Linked DNA regions of Homo sapiens: region 1 is linked to region 2. The links are chromatin contacts, found by Hi-C or POLR2A ChIA-PET in ENCODE. All regions are on one chromosome and are shown on one strand. Each heading gives the region's core, a stretch centred on a gene start or an enhancer-like site at or near the end of the contact. The rest is flanking DNA. Distances are from core to core; before and after follow the strand shown. Region 1 overlaps LINS1 (lines homolog 1). Region 2 overlaps CERS3 (ceramide synthase 3).

Region 1 (6,464 bases), core at 2,239-4,738, 170 kb after region 2:
TAAAATTGCTGTGTTAGGAATACGAATCGTTAAACTTTATTGAGTACCTACTATGTACCAGATACTGCTCTAAGTGAGTTTTACAACTTTATGGGGGGGGGGGGTGCTTAATTATCATACCCATTTTACAGATAAGAAAACTAAGAGAGATGTTATGTCACAGAGCTTCAGGGACAGAGTCAGGATGTGAAGCCAGAAAATCTAATATCAGAGCCTGTGTCCTTCACCACTCCACCAAAGCACTCTTCAAACTTCCATTGGTGCTCCAAAAGCCCAGGACAAGAGTTCAACATTGGACTTCAAATTAAATAGTAACTCCTACAGCTTAACTGTTCACACTGTAAAACAATAGTGCTCAGAAACATTTTCACATGCTACGCGAGATCTAAAATCAAGGTCAATTACTATGCAATTTCCCAATATAAACTAAGATTAATTTTTTCAAAAGATACTCAGCAACTACAGGTTGAAATGTTAATCAGGATAGCGATTTGACTGAGTTTTTAAAATTGTATAGTCACCCCTCGGTATCTGTGGGGGATTGGTTCCAAAACCCACCAAGGATACCAAAATCCATGGATGCTCAACTCCCTGGCAAAAAATGGCATAATATTTGCATATAAACTGTGCACATCCTGCCATATACTTTAAATCATCTCTAGATTACTTATAATACCTAACACAATGTAAGTGATGTGTAAATAGTTGTTACACTGTATTGTTTTGATTTGTATTATTTTTATTATTGTATTGTTATTTTTTATTTTTTCTGAATATTTTTTTATCTGAGGTTGGTTGAATCTGTGGATGTGGAACCCGTGGATCCAGAGGGCCGACTATAGTTCCATTTAAGCCCCAGAATCAACAGGCCAGCATGGTAATCAGACCTTCAGGGGTCTTTGATTTTGGTTAATGATCACGAATCTTGTGGGATCAAATGTTGTTGGCAGTGCTGCTGTCAGTGACACGGTTTTCTGGAATTGTGAGTTTCTGAACAAAACAAAGGGCAGTTATCCCTCAGGATCCGTGGGAGATTTGTTCCAGGACTCTCTAAGGATACCAAAATCTACAGATGCCCAAGTCCCATATATAAAATGGTGTGGTATTTGCATATAATCTACACACATCCTCCTAGGTATTTTAAATGATCTCAAGATTACTTAAAATATTTGACACGGTACATTGTAAATGCTATGTAAATATTTGTTACACTGTATGGTTTAGAAAATAATGACAAGAAGAAAAAATCCATACATGTTCAGTGCCAACTCTGAGCATAGGGCTGGTTCCCCCTGGCAGCCAGCACCCCATCCTGTAGCCAAAATTTTTCCCCAATTCCCTAAATATTTTTGATCTGGGGTTGGTTGAATCCAGGGGAGCAGAACCTACTGGAATGGAATCCGTGGATATGGAGGGCTGACTATACTTTTAGTGGCTATACCAAACCCGGCAAGCTCCTCATGAAAAATCAACAATCCACTGTTCCTCCTCGGGCATCAACAGTTCATCCACATTAAAGGCACTGTGAATAAGGGTTACTATGACCTTGATTTTACTTTCTCTAAAATAACTCCAACCTTTTACAAAAGTCAACCCTAAATGGGTCATGGCTGTAAACTTTAAACTTTTAGAAAAAAAATGTAGGAAAAATCTTAGGCATCTGAGGCTAGTCAAAGGGTTCTCAGACTTGACCATAAAAGCATGATCCACAAATGTAAAAACTGATAAACCGGAACTCAGCAAAATTTAAAACTTGCTCTGCAAAAAAACCCTAAGAAGATGAGAAGACAAGCTACAGACTTAAAGAAAAATATCTGCAAAGCACATGACTAGTACCTAGAATATATAAAGAACTCCCAAAACTCAACATTAAAAAAAAAAATTCAATTACAAAATGGATCAGACATGCACAGACATTTCACCAAAGAGGATATAAAGATGGCAAATAATCCCACAGAAAGATGCTTAACCATATTAGCCATTACAGAAATATGAATTAACACTACAGTGAACTACCACTACTAGAAGAGCTAAAAATGACTCCAAATGCTGGGGAGGATGCTGAGAAACTAGATCTCTCCTACACTGCTGGTGAGAATGAAAAACGGCACATCCTCTTTGGAAAACAATTTGTGGTTATCTTTAAAAAGATATGTCTATGTTTGAATTCAGAATACAAAAATAATCTATTTTCATGGTCAATATTAGAAGTAAAAAAAATTACTAGTTTCTTTATATGATGTGGCTACTACATAGACTAATAGACTGGGAAAGTCAATAGTAGGCCTTCCCCTAATTCAACAACAGTTGGTTCAAATCTGACCACAGCCCAAGAGGCTACTTAATCTATTTTGCTCCATTAATGAAGATGCAGTGACAACTGTCGCGGAAGTTGAGGCCTCCAAACCCAGGCTGTCTTCCAGGATTCTGGTTCCCTCCACCAATCGAAACTGCACTTTTCACAGAAAAAATAAAATGGGTCTGGTTAGACAAGAGCACCTCCCTCCCCTATTAAAAGAAGTGGGGCAGATATCTTCCGACAGCATGCCATGTGCCAGTATCTTCCCTTTAGTTCCATTCTTCACTCTCCTCTGTGCCCCAACAGACTCCAGGAGATTTGGAGTGGGAGGGGCGGAAGGCAGGCTGGACTTTCAAGCTCCAGGAACTGCCAGCTCTCTTTACCTTCAGGGCTAAAGGGGGTGCTGGCGGTTACTGGCCTTGGAGTGCTACACCATCCTTCCTTTTCCTCAAAACAATAGTACTCAAACTGTGTCATGCACTAGACAGGTTTATGAAAGCAGACTGCAGGGCCCTATCCTAGGAGCTTCCCATAAGATAGTTCTGGGGTGGGGCCCAGTAATTTGTATTTCTAACAAGTTTCCAGGTTACTTCTGAGATAGTGAGAATACAAACTCTGTCACGTGTTTGTAAATTGTCTTCCTATTAAACTCTTGTCTTAGGACTCTGAAACAGGCCAGATTTTTTTGGCATGAAGGAAAAGCCTGGCAATCAAGTTATAGATAAAAGACTTAATGCTTAAATGCATTTTTCTGTCAAAGTGATATACTGGTAACAGCCTGATGATACAGGAGCTAGAAATTATTTAGACAGATAGTGAGGGTAAGAGAGTCCTCGGCAAGGTTTCCCTTTTAATAAAAAGCAGCCCCCAAATCATTTCTTTTCTAACAAAAAGCGGCCTGAAAAATCAAGCTGCAAGCATAGATACACAAGTAAAAGCTTGCATAGGTGAATGCCGGCAGCTGTGCCAATGGGAAAGGGCTACCTGGGGACCAGGCACAGATAAGAATGTAACAGAGGAAGCCTGCTGCAATTGGTTAAATCCAAGATGGCCAAAAACTTGACTGAATGCATACTCTTGGCTGCATTATGCCCCATTACCATAAAACTTCCCTGGGGAAACCGCCCACTCCCTGCCACGTACCTGAAGCTATGGCAGTTCCAGATTAACCACATTTAGTCAAGAAAAGGGTGGCGCCCTGATTCTGGGAACTGCCCACCCATTTCCTGGAAACCCTCTCCTTTCATCATAGAATATTTGTGCCTTCATCATGCCTGTCTGCGTAGCGAGCCCTGACCACATTACACGCCTCTTTTGAGCACATCCAGGCTCCTCTTTTGAGTGTGCACTTGCTTTCACTCTGCAACAAACCTTCTACATTTTCACTGTGGTCTCCCTTTCAAATTCTTTTGTGCAGAGAAGCGAAGAACCTGACCTGGCCTACTGGCAACAGTATCTTTCTCAAGTAGCTCTATTATGTGACCACTCCAAAGGCAAATCTTTTTTTTTTTTTTTAAACATAGCACAAATTAATGCTGGACATTAGAATCATAACGTGTTCATACTAGAAAAAATCTCAAGAGATAATTTAGAGATAATTCTCAAACCGTAGCATCAGAATTACCTGGAAGGCTTATTAGAACACAAATGGCTGGGCCCACTTTGGAGATTCTGATTTAGTGGGTCTGGGAGGGCCCAAGAATTGAACCAGGGACTACATTTTGAGAACCACTGCACAATCTACTTGATTTATTGATGAGGAATCTCAGCTCCTTAGGTTTTTATATGCTAATGCTAAGCATTTTTAAAATAAATGGAAATTATCCAGTGTATCAATATGAATACTTTTCTATACTTAGTTGCTAAATTATAACTGTATGTTTTAAGTGGTACTTCAGAATGAAATATTTCACTGAAAGGTTTTCCTTAGTCTTCCCCTTTTCCAGTCTATGCCTTGTCCCTTTTCCATCTGCCCCCACAAACCCGCCACCAGTGGCAGGGTAGCGTTGAGGAACTGTCTATAGATGTGATACTGTCTAGATTTTACTGAACTCCTAAATTCTGTACACAGACAAGATCTGATTTTTCAATTGATAAAACGAGATTATCTACCTACCTCAGCCAAGTAGCATACTCAAAGATTTGCAAAAATTAAATGGCTTATATGTGAAAACACCTGTATAACTCAAGTAGGAAGATGTCAATATGTCTTTATTTATTAACCTTGAAAGGTTCCTTCCAGCCTCTGGGCCTTGATACAATGCTTCTCCTTCCACCCACTTTCCCTTTTGTTTTAGGCTTAAATATGACTTTCTTTGGCAGGGGTAGGTCCTCCGGTGATACTGTCTTCCAGCTCTGGTGCCCTGTCTTACAGAATGTGTCACAATTATACTTTAACGATTTGTGCAATGATTTTTATGATTTAGAGTTGTCTGCTTGGTTCTTCCCTAGCTCCTAGCACAGCATTTGATACACAGTAGGTACTTATATTTGTGGAATACATTCCTGGCTGAAGATTAATTTAGTAGTGTATATGTAACAATCCTAAAATCAGTCCCAAAGTATATTTTAGTACCGTTTTGATCTCAAAAAACTTTAAAAACACCATGTAATATTTTAAGTTGTGAATTTTAAATTATAATAAAAATGTAGTATCAAAGAATTATAAACAGTAGTATCCATAGCAGGGATTAAGTTCTGAGCTCATTCAGTCTTTACCGTATGACACATCTGACAACGTACTTGACAGAAGCAACACACACTGAAGCACCATCTTAAAATGGCTGTGGTAGAATACCATAGAAGACCAAAATCCCTTAAATTACCAGGGCAAGAACTATAAGGAACTCAAAAGCCTCCAGTTAGCTTCCTTTCTTTCGGCGTTCTTTTTGCTGTGATGACCAAGGTCTGAAATACAATTTCTCTACCCAGCCCCATCGCCTTTTCTGCCAGGTACAGCTGAACTAAGTTGGGCTAACAAGGCAAATGATGGGCTCCAAACTGTGCTGCATCTGTCTTTATGGTGGCCCTCTTTATTACACCAAGATCCCCAGACACAACCTGCTGGCCCAGAACACTGCCTGCTGCCAACTAGAGCATAACCTGCTCATTCTCTCCACCACCAAGTGCTTTATGGGCCAGGACACAGCCTCCTGGGCAGTGGTCCTTGACCTTGGAATCTGACCTTGACACTGACATCACTGGAACATTAGGAAAAACCCATGAGCCTTGGACTCCCTAGAGACCAGCTAAATCAGAATTGCTGCAGTGGTGCTGGGGCATTTTTCCAATGACAAAGTCTCTTTCTACTCAAGAAATAAACTCAATTCTGATTGAGTCAGGGTTTCATGAATCAAGCTTCATGAATACTTATCCCAAATTATTTCACTTATATGTTGTAAGATGTTCCCATTTTTGTGAGTTTTATATTATTAACTAAGTTAATGGGAAATGAAGTGTATCTGTTAAAACCTAATCAATATTAACTTGTTATAAATATTCCGCAATCTAAACTGCTTTTACATCATTGAAAAGTTATAAAAATTAGCAAATCTGATAGCACCAATTCAATAAAGCAATTTAAAATTACCTAGTAGCACATTCTGTGAAACTTTGACAATATGATGTTACTTGGCTATGATATAATCATGTACTTCAATCATTTGAAAATGGTTGTTTAACTCAAAGGCAGGATTTTTAATGAAAAACAAATGGCCAGAAATACAAAGAACTAGGAATTAGGAGACAACTCTGTTTCTAGGCTCTTCACCAACAAGTTCTTAGGCCCCCATCTCTCTACTTAACTATCATTTAGCAAATACACCATATGAATTGCATGGGTGCCGAGTCTGCTATAAGAATGAATATGTTCTCCACAACAATTTACATATTTATTCATTTCTCTCTCCCTCTTTTTCCTTCTTTTTGGGAGTTCAAAACTTCTTGACTCTATAATTAGTAAATGTTATAAAACTGAACTTGTACATTATATTTGAACTGTTAAAAAGCAAAATTTGAGGCTGGGTGCAGTGGCTCACACCTGTAATCCCAGCACTCTGGGAGGCCGAGGCGGGTGGATCACCTGAGGTCAGAGGTTCGAGACCAGCCTGGCCAACGTGGTAAAACCCCATCTCCACTAAAAATACAAAAATTAGCTGGGTGTGGT
Region 2 (6,714 bases), core at 1,408-3,907:
TGTTGAAAGAGTGAATGAATTAATCTAATACCATAGCATTAATTGAATACTGTATAACTGTAGATGACTCCCAAGTTTATATCCCCCGTGTGGGCCTCTTTCAGGCTTCAAACTCAAAAACTCAATAGCTAGAAAATCCCTCAGCTGTCTAACAGTCTTTAAACTCTAGTCTCCTCCCCTTAACACCACCTTTTTCTCTGGCCTTCCATAATTTAGCAAATGGTACTCCCACCCACTCAGTTGCTGAAAACAAAATCCTAAAAATTATCCCCAATCCCTGCCTTTTATGAGGTACTTCATTTCCAGCCTGTTACACTCAATTGGGTCCTTTGATACGGGTCCCTGCACTCTTCAGCTCTCCAAATGCTGTCTTCAGCAATGTCCAAGCTATATCAGATCTCTGTGGCCAGGCTCCAGATTCTGAGCTGACACGGGTTGGCAAGCCCACACCCGTGACCTCAGGGTAAGGGAACACAGTAGTCAGCCGAGGGGTGTGTGCCCCACTGGCTGGCCCTCCATGACACAGCTGCGTATGTTTTGGTCCTGAGAGACCTCTTCTGACATACGGTCCTCTGCAGCAGGCCTTGTGATGGCTACTTCAGATGGTTCCTGCTGGACAGCGCTGCATCCCTGTCTCGGAGGAGCGAAAGTGCTATTGTTGGCAAGAATTCCGAATAAGGAAAATTTTAAAAGTATCTCATCTGTGCTTCTCCAGGGATAAACAAAATATGACTTGTTCTTAGGCAATGCCAATCTATCAGCCCATATTAAGTGGAAATGAATAACATTATCATCTATTGGCCCATAGATGAGTGGCCATTACGTGAGGCTATTCTATACCAGAAATTCCCAACGGATGTGCCAGGAAAGGGTTAAAAGTTATGCTGAGACATTAATCCTCTCAGGCCTTGGGGTAGCAAGGCAGAGCCTGAAGCTACCAGAGCCCCAGGTGCCTGGATTACTTGTACTGTCTTCTCCTGCTTTGAGGCCCACCTCAGTTTACCCTTGTGTGCTGCACAAACATCAATCTCTCGGGTACGATGAAGTGATGAAGATTGGGAAGTACTGTCCCAGACTCTGACTACAAAGCCGAATGAAATTTTTCAATAGGTAGAAACTGTCATTCATTTTCTTCTAACAAGTCTTCCTCATAAATATGATGGCTTGAGCTAGAAACAAAAAGTTGTGTAGCTCAAACTCAGATTCTGTGCTTCCTGCCGAGAGACAGGTGAAGGTGGCCACCCCCAGGATGGGAACAGTTTTACTGAGTTAGACTCAGAAGGTAAAGAGGTCAGGTGGTGAAAAAAGCAATGAGAGAGCCACGTCACTAAGTGAATTAGAATGAATGAGGAACCACTGTTTGGCAGAGTCAAAACGGCCTCCCCTGGTGTGTCCTTCCCAGCCCTCATGGTACATAACAGTGAAGGAACTGAAGGTTATAGTGCAGAGTGCTATCAGAGTAAATGTTTTCTCAGATTGGGATTACAACTGACAAATTTGCTACAATCTCATTTTCTCCATCCATCAAAACTTTTCAATGCAGTTGCCTTATCTCAAAAGGAAATGGCTGGCAACTGTTTTCTTTCAAAACCATTATCATTTGAATAATTTTAAATGCCAATATTTCCATGTAAAGAAATACTAACCAGCTAATTTTGGAGAGCTTGGTTTCTCAAGGAATCATGTGTTTGGCTGTTCCTGCATAAATCAAAGTTTCCCCTGGATGAGAAGACACTGGCAGTGGGAAAGCAATGAATAATTTGGGAAAAACACCTTGCCACAAAGGACAATCAACCAAAAGACAGACAGTTCATTCATTCACCCCAAGGTTCACAACCTCGGCACTGTGGATATTTTGGGCCAGGTGATTCCGGGACCTTGCTGCCCATTGTGGGACGTCTAGCAGTAAGCACCTCCAGTTATCTGTATCATACTAGTGGCACCTCCCACTTGTGACAGACAAAAATGTCTCCACAGATTGTCAAATATCCTTGAAGGCCAAAACTGCTCCAGTTGAGAACCACCAGTTCAAAAAATCCTTTTAATACCCTGTGCCCTGTGCAAGACATTGGAGATATAATGGTCTGTTCTCAAATAACTTACAATCTATTGAAAGAACTGAATGCTACAGAATCAAACACACAATAAGAAATACATCGTTACAGGTTTGATGCATGTTAGGAAGTAGAGAATACTATGATATTTAAATAGAGGAATCTCACTTAGATGAGGCTGATGCCAGGAAGGCCTTAAGGAAATGAACTCAAGTTGTAACCTATAGTTTAACAGGAGTAGCCGGAGAAGAGTGGAATAAACCTTTCAAGAAGAAACAACGTGGGCAGAGGCCCTGCGATGTGAGAGCCTTGCATGCTCGGGGATTAGCAAGGACAGCACAGCTAATGAATGCTGAGAAAGGCAGGGCCTGACCCCAGGTGAGGCCTCAAATAAGCACAGATCAGATAATGAATTTCACAGGTCATGGTCAGAAATTCAAATTCATTTCTAAACCCAACTAGAAGCCACTTTATAGCACTGTTTTGGGTGTTTGCAGTGTATCAGTGAGAAAACAGACAAGGTGTTTGTCCTCAGTGAGCTTCTGCACCGGGGGAGCTGGTTTCTATAGCAGTGCTCTCTGCCACTGTGTGGAAATGGCTGGAAGGAGCCCAGCTGGCATACTTGGGAGGCCGAGGTCACAGTCCAGGAGGGAAACTCTGGAGGCTATCGGAGTAGCACTGCGATGTGGAAGGGGTATTACGTAAGAAACAGCAGTATCTGTAGACCTACAGGTTTGAAAGGGACCTTTAAGTGTCTTCTAATCCAGTTTCTATTTGATGGTGATAGGCTCTTTACAACAACCCTAGCAGAAGACGCACACCCCTGCCTGTGTCTCTGCAGTCATTCACTATCTGCTTCCTTTCATATTTGGGGCTGATCTCTGCCTCCCTGGAGCGCCCACGCATTCCTCCAAGTTCTACCCCTTTGTACCAGGCAAAAGAAGTCTGTGTACTCCCTTCAAACATTGGTTAATTTTCCAAACATTTAAAGATAATGAACTCCTCTTCCAGCTAAACATTCCCCCATCCTTCAGTTGATCCTCACATGACACAGCACGGAAAAGCTTCACCATCTGTGTTTCTTAAATAAACATACTTATCCACAGCCATCACCCCGTATTGTACAATATGTGTAACACAACCAGCATCACTCAATTAATACACAAATTCCCACCACTTTAATCTCCACCAAAAGAAAAGGTGAGCACAATAAATTTAAAGTCAAATCCGGATGTCTACACTTTTGGCTTTACTTTTGGTGTATTTTTTTTTATATATTTATATATATATATGCTTATACATAATTCACTTGGGCTTCATCTGTATTCCTCAAAAATGATTGCAAGAATGACCAAAAAAGCCGGGCGCGGTGGCTCACACCTGTAATCCCAGCACTTTGGGAGGCAGAGGTGGGCGGATCACGAGGTCAGGAGATCGAGACCATCCTGGCTAACACGGTGGAACCCTGTCTCTACTAAAAATACAAAAAGTTAGCCAGTTGTGGTGGGGGGCGCCTGTAGTCCCAGGTACTCGGGAGGCTGAGGCAGGAGAATGGCGTGAACCCGGGAGGCGGAGCTTGCAGTGAGCCGAGATCACGCCACTGCACTCCAGCCTGGACGACAGAGCGAGACTCCGTCTCAAAAAAAAAAAGAATGACCAAAAGAAAACAAAAACAAAAACAAAAAACTTGACAATGAGAAAAAAAATACATTCTAATGTTAATAAGATAAAATGCTCATTTGAACTAAATGAACAATCTTTGCCCACAGCATTTCCTTACACCTCTGGGAATGACATCTGTACTACAGCTTCCATAAAATCATAGTGCTGTGTTTTTGAAGTGCTGTAACTAAATGCTGTGCTTGGGAATCTGTGGCTTTGCAGAAATGTCAAAAGCCCAGAAGATTGTGAATTACTCATAATGTCCCACTGCTCTTTGAATGACTCCATGTCTAAATCCGCAGTTGGCAATGAAACAAAGAGCTATATAATAAGCATTTTATGCTGTTTTGAAAGCAAATTTTTAGCTTTCACTGTATGAAAAAAATACATTCAGTCAGTTCAATTTTCTGAACTACTAGCAAAGTACATTCCTTTTTGTTATATAGGTTCTAATTATCCAAGTTGACAAGGTCACAGAAAAAAACAAATTGAGTTTTTTCCCCTTTTTTCCCTCCTCAAGGCAGTTGCATTAAATTTAAATTGAGTTCTGTGAACTCTGGCTACGCGTGGCCGTTTTCCTTTCAGTTGTCTGGAATATGAATTTTCTAGACCAGTGCTTCCCAAACTGTAACATGCTCGCAAATCACCTAGGGTTCTTGGTAAACTACAGATTCTCATGCTGGAGGTCACTGGTGGGGCCTGAGATATTGTATTTCTAGCAGTCCCTGGACTGTACCTGGGCTGATGGTCAGACTGCACTTTGGAGAGCATGGTTGTCTGTTAGACCACAAACCCTCTCTGGATTGCTACTCTTTGTGAAAAGAAAAAGTTGCAGCAGAGGGTTGCCTAAGGGTCTTTCAACTTCTAAAATTCCATGCTTTCAAATAACTTTGACTTCCTTAGTCTCTATATTTCACAAGTAACTTTTCAGTCCAGAAAGGCAACATAAAATTGCAAGTATGTCTCACTTTATATAATAAATGGTTCTTTAAAAATAATCATTTTATAAAATAAATCATGTTTTTAAATTCTCCAGAAAAATGTGCTATTTAAAGAATTCTGTTTTTCTACAAAAGAATCCCAATGTGCTTATTTTCAAGTCTGAATTTTTATCAGTTTTTTTTTCTTTTAGTGCAGAACATCAATGTAACACAAAAGTCCACTAATTTTGTAATATTTTCAAGATGGGAATGTTTGTTGAGGTCATGCCAATTGACTTTACAAATGTAGGGAAGAGTATAGTGATCTCCGCTTTTTAAAAAATAGACCCAGTAAATGGAGTGGCACCATGGACATTTTTCCAGTGGGGAGAAGACACATGCAGCTGGTTTTCTCTGCTTAATCTTGTAGATCTCAGCCTAGGATGCAAATTAGAATCATTTAGTGGAAGAAGAGGACTGTCAAAAATTCCAGTGTCTCGATCTCACCTCTGTAGATTTAACTGGTCTGTGTTGGGACCTGGCTGTATTTTTCTATTAACGCCCAAGCCACTCTAGTTAGCTGTAGTCAACATAGCTAGCATGTAACAAGCTAGCAACACAGCAGTAACAAGTTGATCTGAGGCAAAAAGTCTGGAATCCTGGGAGATCTTCTTTACGGTGTGAGTAGTAGATCTTCTTGTGTGTTAGGCTTAAGTATAATTACAATCCTCCTCTGATTCAAACAAAATAATTAGGACGTTTTCATGAGCTGCCTTGTATAGCATACTCCTGAGTTCCTTTAATAGGCCCTCTTTTGTTTTTTTTTTTAAGAGACAGGGTCTTGTTCCGTTTCCAGGCTAGATTGTGCAGTGGGGCAATCATGGCTCACTGAAGCCTTGACTTCCTGAGCTCAAGCAAACCTCCTGCCTCAGCCTCCCAAACAGCTAGGACTACAAATATGTACCACCACTCCTGGCTTTAATAGGCCTTTTAAACAACAGGTCATCAAAAATATTTAAGCACCTGTCACCAAATGTCAGGCTTTCCCATTCTTAAACAAAAGGCTGGAATGATAACCTGATCAAGCAAAATGAAGTTTAACAAAAAGAAATATAACTTCCAACAAAAACGAAAAACCACTCTCAGCACCAGACAATTCCCCAGTGGAGGAAATGTTGCTTAACAATAGTTCATGTGGAAAAGACATGGAGGCTTAATCAATTTCAAGCTCAGTATGAATTAACAGCATAATGCGACTAACAGCAATGGAAAACTAACCTACATCAATAGAAACAGAATTTTCAGAAAAACAGAGAAAACAGACCTGCTTGATTTTGTATGAGTCAGACCACATCTAGAAAACTGTGCTGACTTCTAGGTATAACATTTAAATAATCTGGATAAAATAGAACAAGAGAGTGATGAGGTAGGTGAAAAGACTCCACAGCATGTCTTAGGAGGTACGTTCGAAAGAGTTGTATGTATTTAGCCTGCAGAAACAGAGTCACGTACGTTCGAAAGAATTGTATGTATTTAGCCTGCAGAAACAGAGTCACGGAAGAGGTGGTAGGGCTTGATGACTGGTATCTGAGGGGCTACCATCTGGTTCTGTGCTGCTCTGCGGAGCTCTCCATAACTGAGATATTGTCAAGGTCACTTGCAAGGTATGTGGTATGAAATTTGGTATTAAAAATAGTTCAGGCCGGGTGCAGTGGCTCACACCTGTAATCCCAGGACTTTGGGAGGCTGAGGTGTGTGGATCATGAGGTCAGGAGATCGAGACCATCCTGGCTAACACGGTGAAACCCCATCTCTACTAAAAATACAAAGAATCAGCCAGGTGTGGTGGCGGGTACCTGTAGTCCCAGCTGCTCAGGAAGCTGAGGCAGGAGAATCGCTTGAACCCAGGAGGCTGAGGTTGCAGCGAGCTGAGATCGCACTGCTGCACTCTGGCCTGGGCAATAGAGCAAGACTCTGTCTCAAAAAAAAAAAAAAAAAATTCAATTCAAGTACCTAAGATTGCAAATGACTTGAGGACTTCTGGGGCTGAAGAACAATGGTGGTAGCCTGATTACAAA

The links. A loop is a pair of places that touch in the nucleus more often than their neighbours do. ChIA-PET counts read pairs that join two places held with the same protein, here RNA polymerase II (POLR2A). Pooled maps may share reads with other maps.
Region 1: a map with no recorded cell type shows a loop between it and region 2 (2.2-fold over the local background). The contact joins two enhancer-like sites. A Hi-C loop is called at or near these places in 1 of 37 single-sample maps with no recorded cell type and 4 of 50 pooled maps. POLR2A ChIA-PET finds 5 or more read pairs at or near these places in 1 of 52 experiments (OCI-LY7).

What each region holds. Positions count from the first base shown.
Region 1 is chr15:100,593,468-100,599,931 of GRCh38, forward strand. All of the region lies in intron 1 of LINS1 (lines homolog 1), which reads right to left. Among named protein-coding and RNA genes, the nearest start is that of LINS1, 5.5 kb to the right of the region's middle. Within about 2 kb of position 3,489, at least 12 of the 41 ENCODE cell types and tissues checked have a DNase peak (open chromatin) inside an H3K27ac peak, as active enhancers do.
Region 2 is chr15:100,426,619-100,433,332 of GRCh38, forward strand. The region is part of intron 11 of CERS3 (ceramide synthase 3); the gene reads right to left. The region is part of intron 4 of CERS3-AS1 (CERS3 antisense RNA 1); the gene reads left to right. Among named protein-coding and RNA genes, the nearest start is that of CERS3-AS1, 57 kb to the left of the region's middle. Within about 2 kb of position 2,658, at least 3 of the 41 ENCODE cell types and tissues checked have a DNase peak (open chromatin) inside an H3K27ac peak, as active enhancers do.